Linked DNA regions of Homo sapiens: region 2 is linked to region 1. The links are chromatin loops, found by intact Hi-C in ENCODE. Cell type or tissue: PC-3. All regions are shown on one strand. Links, peaks and the distances in the headings refer to the core of each region. The heading gives the core; the rest is flanking DNA. Region 1 overlaps NRXN1-DT (NRXN1 divergent transcript). Region 2 overlaps NRXN1-DT (NRXN1 divergent transcript).

Region 1 (8,515 bases), core at 188-8,187:
GGTTTTCTATCATTTTCTGTTTGAAAATGTGTAAGTTTTGAATTAAACATACAACTGTATGCCTAGAAAACAAACACACACACACACACGCGCGCGAATCTCTGTACCAGGAAAACAACTTGGACTTTTGGAGAGATGAAAGGCTCCTGATAAATGTTCAGTTGTTTGTAGATGGTTTATCTTTTGATTTGCTCCAGGATATCTGAGCCTTACTGAGCATGAATGTGGTGGAAACAATGCTATGTGTTCACCATATCCAGTTGCATATTTCTCTTTCTCAGGTTTATGGAAAACTATACTTCCCATACTCTTTTGTTGTGTGCATGGCTGGCCATGTGGATAGTTCTGTTCAAATAAATGCACGCAAAAATGACATGTGCTACTTCCAAGTTTTTGCACAATTTTCCAGTCAATCGCTTCCTCTACTCAAGCAATTAAAGATGCCTAGAATTGAGATGGTTGACACTCAGAGACACAATCAAGTCATTCTTGATAAAGTTTCTGCCCTAGAAAGTTGCCTTCCTAACACACGTCACGAGAGCAAGAAATAAAATTTTATGTGAAGTAATGAGATTCGAGATTCTCTGACTCCTCTCTTCCTCCTTTTCCCCCTCTCTCTCTCTCTCTTTTTCCTGCAGTGCAGTATTTTTTTAACAGGACTAATACACTATATTTCCCTTCAACTTACTTTTTCTTTCTTTGAAATCTATTCTGCTTACAGAATCTGCACCTTTTCTCTGCTAGAAGTCTCTTCACCAAAAATGAGCCTTTAGCACTGTGGGGATAAAGCAAATTGAAACTGCAAAATTTTGTCTGAATTGAGAAAATAGTTTTTCTCTGGTGTTAATACTCTCAGGTCATTTGTTTTCTGCACACAACATACACATTCCTTATAAAAACACTTTTTCTGCTTCTATGTTAATTTGAATGTGAGGAATCATTATGTATATATCTCTCTTTTTTTCAATTTCTACCTATTCAGCAACATTGGAAATAACTATAGGCTTATCTGACAAGTTACTATATAGGTAGATTTCAGAAATAAAGAGGCCAACTTTTTTTTTTGGGTGTGAATTTCTAGGCAAAAGCATACAACTGCTATGCCATCGGGTTGATAACCAGTGTTTTTACTGTTGGCTTAAATTTAATATCTTAATTATATTTATGATAGTTTTAGTCTAAGGCTAGTAAGTTGTCAGACAGAAACAATGGCACACATCTACTGGAACACTTAGGGATCCAGGCATGCAACTTATTATTAGCGAGCTCACAAAATCAGCTTCACAATAAATAAACAAGTGATCATTTATGTTTTTCTCCCTTCTTAAACAATCTATGTCAATATGAAGTTATGACTTCACCTCATTTTATTGTCACTCACCATGCTCAACCCCAGGCAAAAGAAATATTAGGAAGTTTCTCCAAACTCGAAATAACATCAAAATGCAGAGACCAAGAGAAATTTGGATAAGAAAAGCCAGGAATTGCATCAGGATGTCTGAAATATCTAATTTGGGGATTGTTTTCAACAGTATTTATACAATTTATTTCATCCTAAAGGGGACATTGTGTGTGACTTCATGTGCACTTATTAATAGAACAAACACTTTAAAGTCAGTAGCTGATTTGTGAAAATTTAAGCACTAGCATCTGAGAAAATGTAGTACCTGTCACAATTCTTCTAAGTCATACATATAGAAAGAAGGGATATAGTAAACTACACATCAGACATAGACACATTTCATTCTGTACTGCCTCTGACGGGGCCAATCTGGAAACATAGTGAAGCCTGATGAGTAAAGACATAATTCAAATGAGCATCCTAATGATTTTAAATAAACTTTTTCTAAATATCTACAATGTAAAGTGAATTGTCCACAATTCGAAGCCCACAGATACATAAAATACGTTCCCTGCATTTGAGAGATTCAAAGTCTATGTAGGGCAGCAGCAAATATGTATGTCTACAACAGGCCTCTCTCTAGATAGACAGAGAAAAGGTTTTCTATTCTAAATATCAAATAATTTATATTGGAATTCAGAAAAAAAAGGTAAAAATTGATGTGCTAGAATCAAACAAGAAAACTTTTTAGTGGATATGACATTTGGAAACTGTAAAGAAACAGGACTTTGATAAGTAAAAAGTTTGAGCGCTGGACTGACTCATTCGGAGGGCATAGGCTGAAGTGAGGTGAAAGGAGGCACCGGGAACTCACACTCAGAGGCAGCCGCCTTACTTCATGTAGTAAGAAAGGGCTAGGGAGGATGGGGTTCAGGCACAAAAAGTAGTCACTTCAACAAGAATATTTGCCTGAGGGAAAACAAGGCAGAAAGGGGCTAGATAATAGGAAGTCTATAATGCCTGGGCAGAGCTTTTCTTTAATTTTGTCTGTACTTATAAAGAAAAAGGAGACCTGAAGGAACAAAGGGGCAAAAGAATACTTAAATATGTATATTTGGATTATAAAAATTTTAACCAGGCATACATTCTGGCTTATGTTTATAGCTGGAAGTAGCTGTAAACATATAAAAATCACTCTATATACTTTCTAATTAAAATGACTTCATTGTTTTTGAAAACATAATTTCATTTGAATACAAAAAATCAATATAAAAATTTAAGTAATACAGAAAAGCACAAATGTTAAAGGGAAAGTATAAAATCTTCCCAAACTCCATCGACTGCCATTGTTAACTTTAGAAAAACCTCATTATAGACATGGCTTTCTCTATGTCTCTATTTGAATAAATTTAATGAGATCAAAAACAATTTCATATAAATTGCATCATGCTATATTGTTATTTTTAATGAAACAAAATTTTCATTCAATAAATTAATATAGTTTAGGTGAGCTTTTTCACCTAAAAGAAATATGCATGGTTAATAAAGGTTATTGGGCTACCTTAAATCTTTCATAGATGGAAGTATATTTTTCAACTGCCAGTTCCAATTTTAGAGAATGGTTTATGATCCATGTTTAAAACGATTAGCTAGATAGACTCTTCTTTTTCCCTCTACTCTCCCTCACTTGCCAATTTTTTTAAGTTACATTATTATTTATATATTGTTGAAGTTGATAAAATTCGTATTCCGTTTTACAATCTTCAATTCCAGAGATGTTTGGTAATTATTCTATTTTTAAATGGATTCACTGTTGTCAGCCAGTACTTTTATGACAAGTTTTCCATTTCACATTTTATTTTGTTTTGCTTCATCACTTAGTTGACTGGAGTTATTTATCAAGTTTGCTTATTTTTTTCTTTCAAAAATGGCCCATAAATACTCTATTCCTTGAGTTTCTGCATGCCTGGAAATAACACGTTTTCTATTATTTTGTCCTGTTTTATTATACTTGAAGGACAATTTAATTATGTATAAAATCTTGGCTTCGGTTTTCATTTTTCCTTGGAACTTTGTAGCTATTGCACCATCATATTTTGATATTTAATGTTGTTGTAGAGAAATTCAAGGCAAGATTGAATTTTTATTTTTCCACTATAGGTGACTTGTTTTATTCTGCCCAATTACCTGAAAAATGCTTTCCTCATATTTGACATTCAGTAAATTACTCATTTAGCATTGCCAATTGCCCATTAGCTACTACTTTACTGAAATATTTTATAATGTATTTTAAATTTTACCTTTCTTTCTTTCTATTGTACATTCTAATGCTAGGTTCTGTCTCACTTTTGGGGTTCTACTTCAAGGATGAAAATTATTTTGGATCATTTCTGTCTGATATTTAAGATTATCACCTTCATTTTTATCGCTTTAATCTTTCTGTCATTTTATCCTGAATTCAGTATGATTTTCTCAAACCTCCCCTTATTTTATAATTTGACTTTAATCTAACCCTTTGTTGTCTCTCGATGTTTCTAAATTATTCAGTGTCCTATAATCAGTATTATTTTGGGTTTTTACTTTATTTCTATCTCTATAATATCCTTTTTATAATATTTTATTTTAATATTATCTCACCTTTGAGTTTTATTTGTAATGATTCATGACACTTATTAAGTTTTCATGCATGGGGAAATGCATTTTGTTCCTAGGGCTATATTTTTAACTGAGGTAGTATTTCTTTTTAAAATAGTTATTTATTTTTTTCTTGTAAAATGTATACTGAGTTGTTGTGCCTTTTTCTTTACTATTGATAACGCTTAATGCTAGCAACTCAGTCTAGATTTTCTTAACACATAGGGTAGGTTCCTTTATTTACTTGTTAGCTTGATGTATGGTTATTATTTATTTCATTACACTGTGGATTGAGGACTTAGGTATGTTATTTGATTATCTTCTTTGTGGCATAATAGTAAGTTGGTGAGACAGGTAGAGGAGGATAGTTCTTACCCCAAATAAAGCAAATTGTAGTAAATGTTTATTTATCTCTTATGGGAAGGGATCCTTTATCCTAGTGATGTCTGGTCATTCTGCTTTTATGGGGGCAAGTCTCATGAATTCAAATATTTTCCTCATTTTTGGAGAACCTTGAATCCCATGTTTCTATCAGAAAGAATAATTTTCTATTGTTGGTATCCTTAATTTCACTTATTTCTCCCCAGCAGAGCTTTTTGTTCTTACTTCTCACCTCACATACCATCCTCTTGACAGTAGGAAGAGAGAAGAGATAAGCATGATCACTCTCTCCATTTCTCTCCAAATCAACGTGTGTGTAAGGATTCTCAGGATCCATGATCACCCACAAATTCTAAAGTGGGGTGAAGTTAAAGCCACATTGTGACAGAACCTTCTGCCTCTTTCCTCAGCTGCTTCTTAAATTGGTCAGCATGAGGCCATACTCCTTTCGTTATGTGATTGTTTGTGGTGAATGATGTCTGTCTGTATTGTCTTTGACTAATTTATTAGACTTTACTAGTCACTGCTACTCAGAGATCCCCATTTATTTTTCTTTCTTTTTGTCATTTATGAGCCTATCTAACACTAGCCACTGACAATATCTGTTTATCAGCAGTGTGAGGGGAAAGAGGAAATAAAAACATAGGCATGAATCAAGACCTAGTCTTGAGCATGCTTCTTTTTCAATTTAGGGTTAAAGAAAATGACTCAGATGGTATGGAATCAAGAGAAAATGAAGAAGGGGAGAAATTTAGGGTAGATTCACTGGGAATTTCATACTGTCTTTATTATAGCTACCCGGCCATACTGACTAAGACTTGTCTGTTAGTAAGAATAGAGAATGAAACTGTAAGAACCGACTGCTGGGTGTGGTCATGGTTGCTCGTGGTCCCAGCTACTCAGGATGCTGAAGTGGGAGGATCACCTAAGCTTAGGAAGTGGAGGCTATAGTGAGCTACCAAGTTCATGCCACGGCACTCCAGCCTGGACAACAGGAGTGAGACCATGTCTAAAAAAAAGAAAAAAAGAACCAAACAGCCTATGTTCTGGCATGAGTGGTTGGGATATAAAAACCAAAACAAACAAACAAACAAATAAACAAACAAACAAACAAAAACCCTTACAGAGTAGTCTTAATTTGGTATTTTTATAAGAGAAAGCAATGATAGGTCATAAAATCTAAGGCCTTACTAAAATAGGTGGGTGGAATTGATAGATAAAATTTTGTGATAATGAAAATAAGTAGCCAACTTATTGACAGACTGGACTTCAGGTGTACAAACAAAACATGTCTATTTTTCTCACTTATGTTGCTCTCAAATATACTTTGTTGGAAGTGTTCTGTGCCCTCAACAGATCCCACAGATTTATAGTTAACTTTTATTATGAGAAAATACAAATTTTAATACCTGAGATTGAATTTTAGTATTCAAGAGTTCCAGCTAGTTTAAATCAAAGATTCAATCACACATTCAGCTCAAAGACTCTCATCTCTCCTTACCTCAGCCCTGACACAGGACTTGGGGTCGTTCAGTGGAGAAGATAAATGCATTCTCATTTTCACTCTTGTTCCACCTTGTTTATTTGCTGCTTTGATTCTTCAAGGACTTGGCCAGGAGGAAGGAGGAACTGTGAGTATTTCTCAGAGTCTGACCAAGGCAGTTCACCTCATCCTTTTTTACTGTTGGTCAGGCGCGGTGGCTGACACCTGTAATACCAGCACTTTGGGAGGCCGAGGCGGGCGGATCACGAGGTCAGGAGATGGAGACCACGGTGAAACCCCGTCGCTACTAAAAATACAAAAAATTAGCCGGGCGTGGTGGCCGGTGCCTGTAGTCCCAGCTACTCCGGAGGCTGAGGCAGGAGAGTGGCGTGAACCCGGCAGGCGGAGCTTGCAGTGAGCAGAGATCGCGCCACTGCACTCTAGCCTGGGCGACAGAGCGAGACTCCGTCTCAAAAAAAAAAAAAAAAGTAGGCACTGGTCTCTCTGTTTATACAGTTTAACTTCCTGTGACACCTATCATGTGATTTACCACTGTGTCTCTTAATGGTGTGAGGACAACTTCAGCTTATCAACCATTGATCTGGGGAGCACAATGCAGTCTCTTCCTCTTTCAAACACTCCTAGATTCTTCAACAATTTCCTTTTCTTCTCTTTCTCGTTCTGACATTTTCATGCGGAAGGACATCCTTGGTTCCCCTCTCCTGGGGGAGGAAATGACTTATTTGATTGGTGAGTTTGGGATAGTACACAGGCCAGTTTAAATCAGTCTCTGCTTTTCCCTCTTTGGATATGGCTGCAGAACACAAACATATGTGTCTTTTACCAATGGATAAAAGATCTATCTTTGCAATTGATGATCATATTAGAGGTGGGTGTAGGTTTGAGATAAATTTAATTAAATGGCATATTAGATCTAGGTACATTGGCCTACAAACCTTGGAAAGTAAACGTAAGTGGAATTTGGATGCAAAACCACACTTAAAGTTTAAGCATTTTGTGTATCCAGGCATGGCTATTCTTACACTGACAATTTGCTGCATCCTGCCCAAGCAACTTAAAGCCTGAGGTGACATGATATTTTGACTTCTATAGCTCATGGCAGCTTTCTCCATTTGGGAGTGTCTGTTTATATACATTCAAGACCAAGTATGACTTAGCCAAACTCCAGGCAAGGACTGAGCATGTAGGGAGATGGAAAGGTGCATGTGACCTGAAGCTAGGTGAGCTTCACAATCACAACAGTGATCACATACAAGTTACAAACATCTGTTCTTGAACGGCACAGTTGCAGAATGGCCGGTAGTTACAAACCACCACCACCACCACTACCACTACCACCACCACCACTACCACCACCACCACCACCACCACTACCACCACCACCACCACCACCACCACCACCACCACCACCACCACCACTACCACCACAACAACAAAAGAAAAAAAAAAAAAACTGATACTGACTAAATCTTGTTAAGAATAAGGGTAGTTGTTTTTTTTTTTTTCTTTTTTCAGCTGAATCTGTAAGCAGCTCCTTTAAACTGCATATCAGTAATGTATCCTTATGTGACTGGTTGCCTGGGATGTTCCCTCTTTTATGTTGTTGGCCTCCTGTTCCATCCTGCTTAACATGTGTTGCCTGGATGATATAGTATGCAGTCACCCAATCTATTGAACACTAAGGTATTAGCTTTAAATTATTAATGAAAAGCCTAGGTTTGCAGTATCAATAGGCTCCCCAAAATTCAGTTCCTTTTGATGTTTGAACTGTATTTAGGACTCATATAGGAAACTGTACAAGGAGAGGATACCTGCCTGGATTCATGTGGATTATACACTGTGCCTCTGTAAATTAATGTTCTACAATGGAAGTTTTCACATACACAAAAATAGAGACAGTAGTGAAATAAACATTCTCGGACCCAGAACCAACAATATTTGTTTAATTTGGCCCCCCATCCAACCCCAGCACCACCCTTTCTTTTAGAGCATTATGTAGTAACTCTTGAGAATCCAATCATGTCAAATATAAACATACTAGTATTTGTAACACATATGGATTTTGTAAACTTAACAAAAATACCATGAACACATTCAATGTTAATCATTATTTTAAACAAATAAATGGCTTTTCATTTAATATGTAATTATTCGATCATTGATTATTAATATAAAATTCTTATTAGCATCAAACACACAGATCACATTTTACTTTGCCCAAAAGTTTTCCAAAAATTGTTCATTTTAATAAGAGTCCAACCGAAGTCACACACTGAATTGGATTGATATTCTCTGAGATCTCTTTTTATCTGGAGCAGTTCCTTCCTATACTTCTTTTTTTCTCCATTTATATGTTGTAGAAACCAGGTCATCTCTCTGGTGTAATTTTTCACACTCTGCAAAATGTAATACTATTTAACATGTTCCTCTATCTCCTGAATATCTCATAAGTTGGAGAAGGGGTATATGTAGAGATACATTTAGATTCAGGTACAAAAACTTTTAATACATTTATATAGTTTCAATTATTTCCATTTGTATATTCTTAGTAAAGGTTGAACCACAGGTTCAAGTTGTGTCAGTCTCATATCTCTGTCTTAAAGTTCAAATAATCTTGTACCTAATGGATTAGCAGACATTGATTGTCCTTGATT
Region 2 (8,515 bases), core at 389-8,388, 87 kb after region 1:
CATTCTACAAATTAACTGGATTTGACACTTCAAATATATTATTAAAATGAAAGTAAGAAAAAAAAGAAAGAAGAAAAGGTAGGAAAGAAGTTGGGGTTGGAATCAATACATTGATTAAAATAGAGTTTTTCCACCTAGTCTGTATGGTATTAAATGAAATAAGCATGTTGAATAGAAATTCAACATAATATTTTTCTACATCTACCCTTGTGTCTTGCCTGCTCAAGATCACTGATGTCATATCTATTTTAGTGTAAAACCATGTATTATATAATAATGTATACATCAAACTTAATATCCATAGCAATATGTAGTAGGAAAGCATACAAAAAAATTAAAACATGTTACATAAACTAACAGAACCAACCATTTATAACCTTATTTATATTAAAGATGGAAATCTGGAGTAAAGAGTAAAAAAATACAGCTAAAAGTTTTTATCTGGGTTTGTAACTTCACAGTGGGTTTTCCCTCTTCTATTTGAATGATCAAGGGAGAAGAAATTGTTTGATTCAAATGGTAAAGTCTACATCTCTATTCTATTCCTAGAAAATTATGATGGTTATACACATTTTCTATTTACTTCATGACTATATTTTCAAAATAAACATTTGGTTCTTAAAGAAGACTTACTATAACAAGAGCTTTGAACAAACGTTTTGTTATAGTTGTGAATGCTAAATTTCTTTTTATCTATTTTTCACATATAAGAGGGGGTAATCAATGGTCCGACGTCTCCTTGTGCACTGAAATTATAGCGTGAAGTGAATTGCATCCTTTTCTAGTTAGCATTTATATTGAGCCACTCTCAGCCTGATCATTTGTATGCAATCATTTGCATGGTTTTTTTGGCTCTTTCATCCATCCCTGAAAGGTCAGCAAGTATTACTGTCCTGCTTTGACAGTGAAGGTGACTGAAGTAAACTGAGAATAAGAAAGGCTTGCAAATGATAAGCAAAAGCCATTAGGGTCAGCAACTCCAGCACAGAGGGAACATAATTTGCATGCTCCCTGCCTATATTTTATGATACAGCTCCTTAACTCTTTACCTGTCTTCTTTGCTGTTTATTGTTTTTAATATTCAAATCAGTTCAACTCCGAAAGACTTTACTGAACATTCACTTAGTCTCAGCAAGGTCCAACTTACTGGAGTGGTACGAGTTGCTCAGTACATGGCACACAGGCTGTCAATTATTATATAAATGAATGAATCCACACTACATAATTAGATGCATAATCCATTTTCAAAGGGATATGCAATTTAGGGGAGGAGGAAAAGAATATGGAAAATAAGAGAAATAATAAATACAAACTAAAGCAATTTATCTAGTAGAATATAAGGTCTATGGATATAAAGAGTGTGCATGTTTTACTTGCTATTTTATCTTTAGTGCCCAGCACAATGTCTGGCACATTTCAAGTCTCCAATAAATATTTAATGAAATAATAGTTGCTATAAGCAAAGATAGCAAGGTAGTACTGTCTAGCCAATTACTGCTTGAATTTAAAACACAGAAGTCATCATTAGACATTCAGTTAGTAAACACTCACAAAGCTACATATGAAAGTAAGTAGAGAACTTTCCTAATTATGTATTACAGGTTGAGCATCCCTACTCCAAACATTTGAAATCTGAAATCCTCTAAAATGTGATACTTTTCAAATGCCAACCTGATGCCACAAGTGGAAAATTCCACACCTGACCTCATATGTCAGGATGTAGTCAAAATGCAGTTAAAACTTTGTTTCATGCATAAAATTATTTAAAATATTGTATAAAGTTACCTTCAGGCTATGTGTACAGGGTGTATGTGAAACATAAACAAATTTTGTGTTTAGACTTGAGTCCCAACCCCAAGATATGTAATTATTCATATGCAAATATTCCAAAATAAAAAAATCCGAAATCCGAAGTATTTCTGGTTCCAAACATTTTAAATAATAAATACCCAACCTATTATTTTTCTTGTGATATATACTGGTATAGCCATGTACCTGGTCTCTCTCCTTATATCCTAGCTTTAAGACAGTTTTCAAAATAGAAGCCAGAGTCATCCTTTAAAAATGTTAAGTCAGATTATGCCACTCTACTACAATTCTGTCCTTGACTTCTCATTTTATGCTGAACATTAAACTAAAGTTCTTACGGTGGTTTTCAAATCCTTCATCCTCTGTCCCTGGCAATTCTCCAACCTTCTTTCCCAATTAACATACTTTGCTCCAGTTTTTCTCTCTTCTTGTGGTTTTTATGAAGATGTCAGGTGCCTTCCTGCCTTAGGACTTTGAAATTGCTATTGCCTGGCCCTGATAACCACATATTTCTCTTTCTCATTTCCTCTTAATTAAGCTTAAATATCAGCAAGAGATTCCCTAATCACCCTGTATAAAATGTGAACATTTCTTTTCCCAGTTCCTTTTGCCTTGTTTTATTTTTCTCCGCAGCAATTGTCACCACTTACACACTTTTCAACCCATTTATTTGTTTATGCTCTTTCTCCCATGCTAGAATGCATGCTCTGTGAGAAGAGAGATTTGTCTTTTTTGTTTGGGTTATATAGTTAGTATCTCACATGTTTATGGCACATAGTATGTGCTCAATGAATATGAAAATAAAATAATGGCAGTTAATATTTAGAAACCAAAGTTAAAACTAAAGTGGTAACGAGAGATAGAAATAGACACAGAGCACTATAGACGGAGTCACACCAAAAAAAAAAAAAAAATCACAGTCAGAGTGAAGAAAACAAATACGTATAATATTCTGTCAAATGAATTACGACTAATTTATAGATAAACATAGTGTCAAAATAATTATCTATGTTCATGACATGGGTTAGGGCAATGATGAAACATTATAATCTGTCTTAAAAGTCCTCCTCACATCAGGACATGCTTTAAGTCTCTACTGCTTAAAAAGACACTGGAGACTATATCGTTCTCTAAACAACAAAGAATAATAGATGAAACAAGAAGAAAAATAGTAAATACCAAAAACCACAGAAGAGGTATATGAGAGACTTTTGGAGATAATATCAGAGAAAGATAACAAATGAGGCTATATTAAATCAAATTCTTCCATATTCAATTTTTACAAATCTTGTTACTTATCATTTCATTACAAATTTCTAAATATATTAATAGGAATGCAATAATATGCATTATTTTTTAAACAAACTTTATAAATGAAATTCATGGAATACCTTATTTTCATGTATCTTTATTGATTTATAACACATTTAAAAATCTGTCAAAAGGAGTTTAAAAACCTCTACCGTTATGAATTTGCAATTGGTTTCATTGAGTTTATACTAATTGCACTTCTGTACTGTACTGAAAATCTTTTCAATTAAAGGTGTGACTGGAGATGCTATAATACACCAAAAAATAGAATAAATACATATTCTATTCAATAAATTTTAACGTCTTTTTTTCATACAAGTTCACTTTCAACAACATTCTCTAATCTACTAAGCTTTTTATATAACTCTTGCTAACAGCTCTCTCAGATTATTATGTTCTATAGTCATCCCAGTCTGTATTTGTTATGGTTTTAGCCTGTTTGGACATTTGCAAATCTTGAGTCATACAGGACAAGCCTTAGTTGTATAGGATTGCTCCATGCATTGCAGCATCTGGCACCCTTGACCTCCACTTACTAATTTGAAAAGCAAAAAGATCCATGTGGGTATATAAAGGGCTCCATAATTGTGAATCAGGTTAGAGAATGGCATGAGACTAAAATAAGTTATAAGTCTATTGCAAAAATACAAGCAATAAATATGGAGAGCTATGTTTACACAGTAGGCATGGAAGGAGGAAGAGAGCATGCAAGTAAATGAAGCCTCTTGATATTTATCATATACTTACATTGCAATGTAGAGACTCATGTTACCATCCTAGTAGAATGTAAGGTTTTTCAGGACAGAGATTTTATCTTATAGGTTCTATCCTTCCAAGGCACATGGCTTTTTAGCTCAAAGCTCTTCATATGTCATACACTATGTACTTTTTTCTTCCTTATGATATCCTATTTTTCCATCTTAAGTTTATTCTTTCTTGTCTCTTCTAAATAATCACTATTGATTATCTCCTCATGCCCAGTAATCTGTCTTCCTCATCATTCTACTGCATAACCTCTCTCATTCAATCAGTACAGATCAAATTGCCAAATTCCCAAATCCTATGGGCCTTTCTCTGTCTACATCTTCCCTAATTTGTTGGCAGAATTTGACACTACCAGATTTTTGTTTGATTTTTCTAAAATTTTTCTCCTTTTACGTTTTTTGTGACCCTTGACCTTGATACTCTTTAGATTATCAAGAGCAACTAAAAAAATCCTGCTTTCTTTTTCCTTTTTCATGTCTCTCAACTTTGTATGCCCCCAAACTGAGATTAATCTCTTCTTACCACTTCATAGGTTTTCTCATACCTCTTCTCCTTCCTTTCTTTTCTTTCTTTCCTTTCTTTTCCCTCCTTCTTTATTCCCTTTCCTCTCTTTCTGCCTCTTCCCTTTCCATTCCCTCCCCTGCTCTTCTGTCGTCCCTCTATTCTAAATTATTTTTCTAATTTCCTTTAATCACTTCCATATAATTAAATTATCTGATTTTTATCATTGTAACTTAACCCCAGTTCTACTGGGTGTTTTTACCTCTTTAACCACTGACACATCCACAGCCTAAGGACTGAACATCTTCACTGTCCTCAACCAGTTTTCTTAGCAGTACCATCGGTGCCTCATCATTAGCAAATTGCTCCAAAATGAAGTCCCTGTCCTTCCTTTCCTCTGATGAAAATGGCATCTACAATCTTTACTCTACTTCCTCCCTGTAGTCATCATTCCTAATTCAATGTTATCATTTTACACTAGGTATTTAATAATAAATTCTGACTTACTTTGCCTGTTTCCAGAGATGCTTACTCCAAAATTATTCTACTTCTGACCACTGAAATAGATTAGGAAACTTTAAGATATAGAATTATTCAAGGTCTGTCTATTAACAAATGAAAGTAAAATTCATATTGTGATACTTAAGGCTTTGAACATGCAATCATTGCATCATTTTAGTTCAAATTAGGTGAAATTTCATCACATGTCCTACATGAACCACCAGGCTGTGTTTACTTCATAGTTCTCGAATAAGCAAGGTCCAATGAGACTACTAGAATCTAGTGAGTCTATTTTCTAGGTCTTACTGCAAATGAAGCCCAATTAAGAAAAGAGAAAGTGATGAAAGTAGATCCTTTTTTTTTTTTCTTTTCCCTAATCAATGTTCCCATGAAATCATTCTCTCTGAAGAATCAGAGGCCAAAGAGCTATGTTTATTTTTAACTGCTAATTTGGGGCTCTTCTCTTTGGGGGAGGACTTTTCTGGAAGTGTCCCCATGTATCCATCTAGGTCTTATGAAGTGGAAATTCAATATCTCATGGAGGGGTTTTTTTGGTTTTTGTTGTTGCTGTTGTTTCTCATTGGTATAAATTTCAAAAGGTGGTATAATAAAATGGGAACAAAATGGACATAAAGATCACATTATCTTCTAGGATAAAAATCTATTTCCTGTTAATCTTGTACCTTGAATCATTGTATATTATAGACTTAAAATATACAAACTAGATTCTAGAAAAGACAGAGTGTAAGACATTTCTTTTCTGCTAAAAGAAATATAATGCCAGTAATATACAGCATACTATTTGAGAATAATATGAAACATTTTCTATCATCAAGTTCCCACACTGAAATTAAAGTTGTAAAACAAAACTATTCCTTTTCCAATTGGAGAAATAAGACAAAAATTAATGATCTTTCCAAATTTTCTTAAGCAGCTGAGTTCCAGTCATCATTCAGGATACAAGAGACATTTTCTTTCTTTTTTAAAGTGCAAGAGTTTGCGCCATCTTCTACTAGAACATAAATAACTTCCCTAGCATCTTCAAAGTTGTTTTCAGGTTTTTGTATCATTCTCATTCAAATATCACACTTGTCAAATTCCAAAACTTGTTAGAAGGACACATACAAAATCAGGTTGACAAAATGAGGCCCAAATTATCTACTTTTATCATTAATTATTCTAAACAAAAAAAATAACATATTATCTCCAATAAATATCACAATCAAGATTCACTATTACCACTGCAGGCAAAGATCATAGCAGCATCATACTGCTATTGCACCACTTATTTTTCTGCTGTGCCACTTCTTATCCAGGTTGATGTTTAAAAAACAGACTGGTCCAGTAGCTGTTGTGTGGGTCCTGCATTCACCATTTCTCACAAGTTCCCAGCTGATGTCAGTGCTGCTGGTTTATGTAGTGCAATTTGAGTAACAAAAGTCTATTACAGGCAGTGAGTTGAAGATGGAGGAAAGGTTTGCTTATGAGGGAAAAGCAGAAAATAATAAAAATGAAAAAATTAGCTTTAGCTTTGCCAAGAAGCTAATTAAGCTGTTCCAGCTGGTTTATAACAGGTGAATGTAAAATCAGTTAAGAGAACTATTTCATCAAAACAATGAATTGTACTACATTATTTCTACATTCTTTGGAGACAATCCACATACAGTATATTCATTGCCTCCTTTACTGAAGAAGGTCATTTGCCATCCCATGGTTTCTTAATGACTTTTAAGAATTTGGAGTGGTGATCTTGCCATTCTCTGTATAGTTCTTGAGACTCTTCTTTTCACCTTCACATGTATCCTGAATATTTAAATTTTCGTAATTTTTTTTTTTACTCTGGCCTCTGCATTTCTTATACCATGATACTGAAGGGAGAATTATACACAAAGAGCAATAAGCAAGCAATGGCAAACACAAATATTAAATCCTGTTTACTAAGATTTGAGCTAGTACCTGAAATCTGGATTCAGGTCTCTCTGGTTAAAAGTATGTCACTTAGTGAGTAACAAGTATCTCTAACATTTCAACCTCAAACTCAAACACAGCTCTGAGGACCAGCCAGCCTGAAGTACAAAGTCATATGAAAACCTTTGTTTAAACTTCTTGTGTGATGCAAGAAGAACTAGTATGAACAGGCCTTAAGTGGGGTAACTAACTGCTCTTACCAATTTGGAAGAGGATCCTAGCAAAAGCATTATTGTTATGTACAGAATCTGTTGGTGTACTGGAATCCTGCACACTAACAAATGTTGCCTAATCATTCTCCTAAAATCAGAAAAATAACATGAGACTTCTCTCAGAGCATGGAGATTATATAGAAAAGGCACAGGGAAAGGGAAGACTTCTGGATTTAACCTCTCCCTCCCAAATTCTGAGTACTTGAAATTATTTGTATACGAAACACCTGCAACATGCTGTTTACGCATGTAACACACCTGTATATGTACCCCTTGAACCTAAAATAAAATTTGGAAAGAAAAAAAAAGAAAATAGAAAAGAAACCAAAAAAAAAGAGAGTAAAGGAAGAAAGTGCATTAAATTAGGCCCAAGAAATCAGAATAGTTTATGTCAAGTTCTCAGAATATTTGTTTTTATTATCACATTGCTTTTTAATTTAGAGGTTATGCATATATTCTGTGGCTTGTCAAAAATAACCTCATGATATGCAATTTCCTCTGTGTTTATGTGTAAAGCCTTTTTCCCATCTAATGATGTAACATAATAAATAAGACAAAAACTTGTAAGCAAAAGATCTGGGGGTCATATTTTGAAGTAGAGCCTAGTACACGCACAATGGTCCCAAGTGGATAAGGATTTTAAAGGTAACAATAGAGCTGAACAAATAGAGTAGGCTAAAAAACATACATACTTATGAGCCAATGGCTTCATATAACATTTAACACGAACCTGTAAGTAGCACTAAAAATAAGAGGATTCTTTTACAAGTCATTACAAGAATTTCAATTGTCTGCCATATTTTTAAGTTTACAACATTTTTTAAAAATATAAGTAGAATTGTTTGATGTGTACATCATATTTATTTATCTGATCACTTGATATTCCAAGGAATTAAGATTGAAATTTCATGTTAATTTTAGCAGGATGATAATTTAGCAATTACATAGTAAAACAATTATAAATCTGGAAGAGACTTTAGGGGTAAATTAGTCCTAATTTACCCCCTCCCTCAGTATCTGTGGGGGATTGATTCCAGGAACCCATTCAGGTAACAAAATCTGTCAATGCTCAGGTGCCTTGTATAAAATGGCATAATATTTGCATGTAACCTACATATATCCTCTCATGTAGTTTAAATCATCTCTAGATTACTTATAATAACCACAGCAATGTAAATGTTTTGTAAATAGTTATACTGTGCTGAGTTTTTATTTTGTATTGTTTTATTGTTGTATTATTATTTTTATTATCATTGATTTTTAGAAATATTTTTGGCACTGATATTGAATCCACAGGTGCAGAAGCTATGAATACAGGGGCCGACTGTGTTCTTAAGCGAAAATAATACATCCGCAATTTCTAAACATCTCTTTCTTCAACTTAAAACTTAAATCTCAAATTTTTAGTCCATAAACTAAAAATGCACCATAAGCTTGTTCACATCTAC

The links. A loop is a pair of places that touch in the nucleus more often than their neighbours do. Peaks named below come from ENCODE experiments on the same cell type or tissue, not always from the same donor. Only the 100,000 strongest peaks of a DNase experiment are listed, where the experiment ranks them.
Region 2: it touches region 1 in a loop (7-fold over the local background); 1 of 110 quality-filtered maps calls a loop at or near these places.

What each region holds. Positions count from the first base shown.
Region 1 is chr2:51,804,095-51,812,609 of GRCh38, reverse strand. All of the region lies in intron 6 of NRXN1-DT (NRXN1 divergent transcript), which reads right to left. Among named protein-coding and RNA genes, the nearest start is that of LINC01867, 560 kb to the left of the region's middle. In PC-3, for the core only: no CTCF peak of the experiment used is centred there; no DNase peak of the experiment used is centred there; H3K4me3 peaks cover 659 bases; H3K27ac peaks cover 905 bases.
Region 2 is chr2:51,717,595-51,726,109 of GRCh38, reverse strand. The region is part of intron 5 of NRXN1-DT (NRXN1 divergent transcript); the gene reads right to left. Among named protein-coding and RNA genes, the nearest start is that of LINC01867, 650 kb to the left of the region's middle. In PC-3, for the core only: no CTCF peak of the experiment used is centred there; a DNase peak (open chromatin) is centred at 3,619; H3K27ac peaks cover 1,032 bases.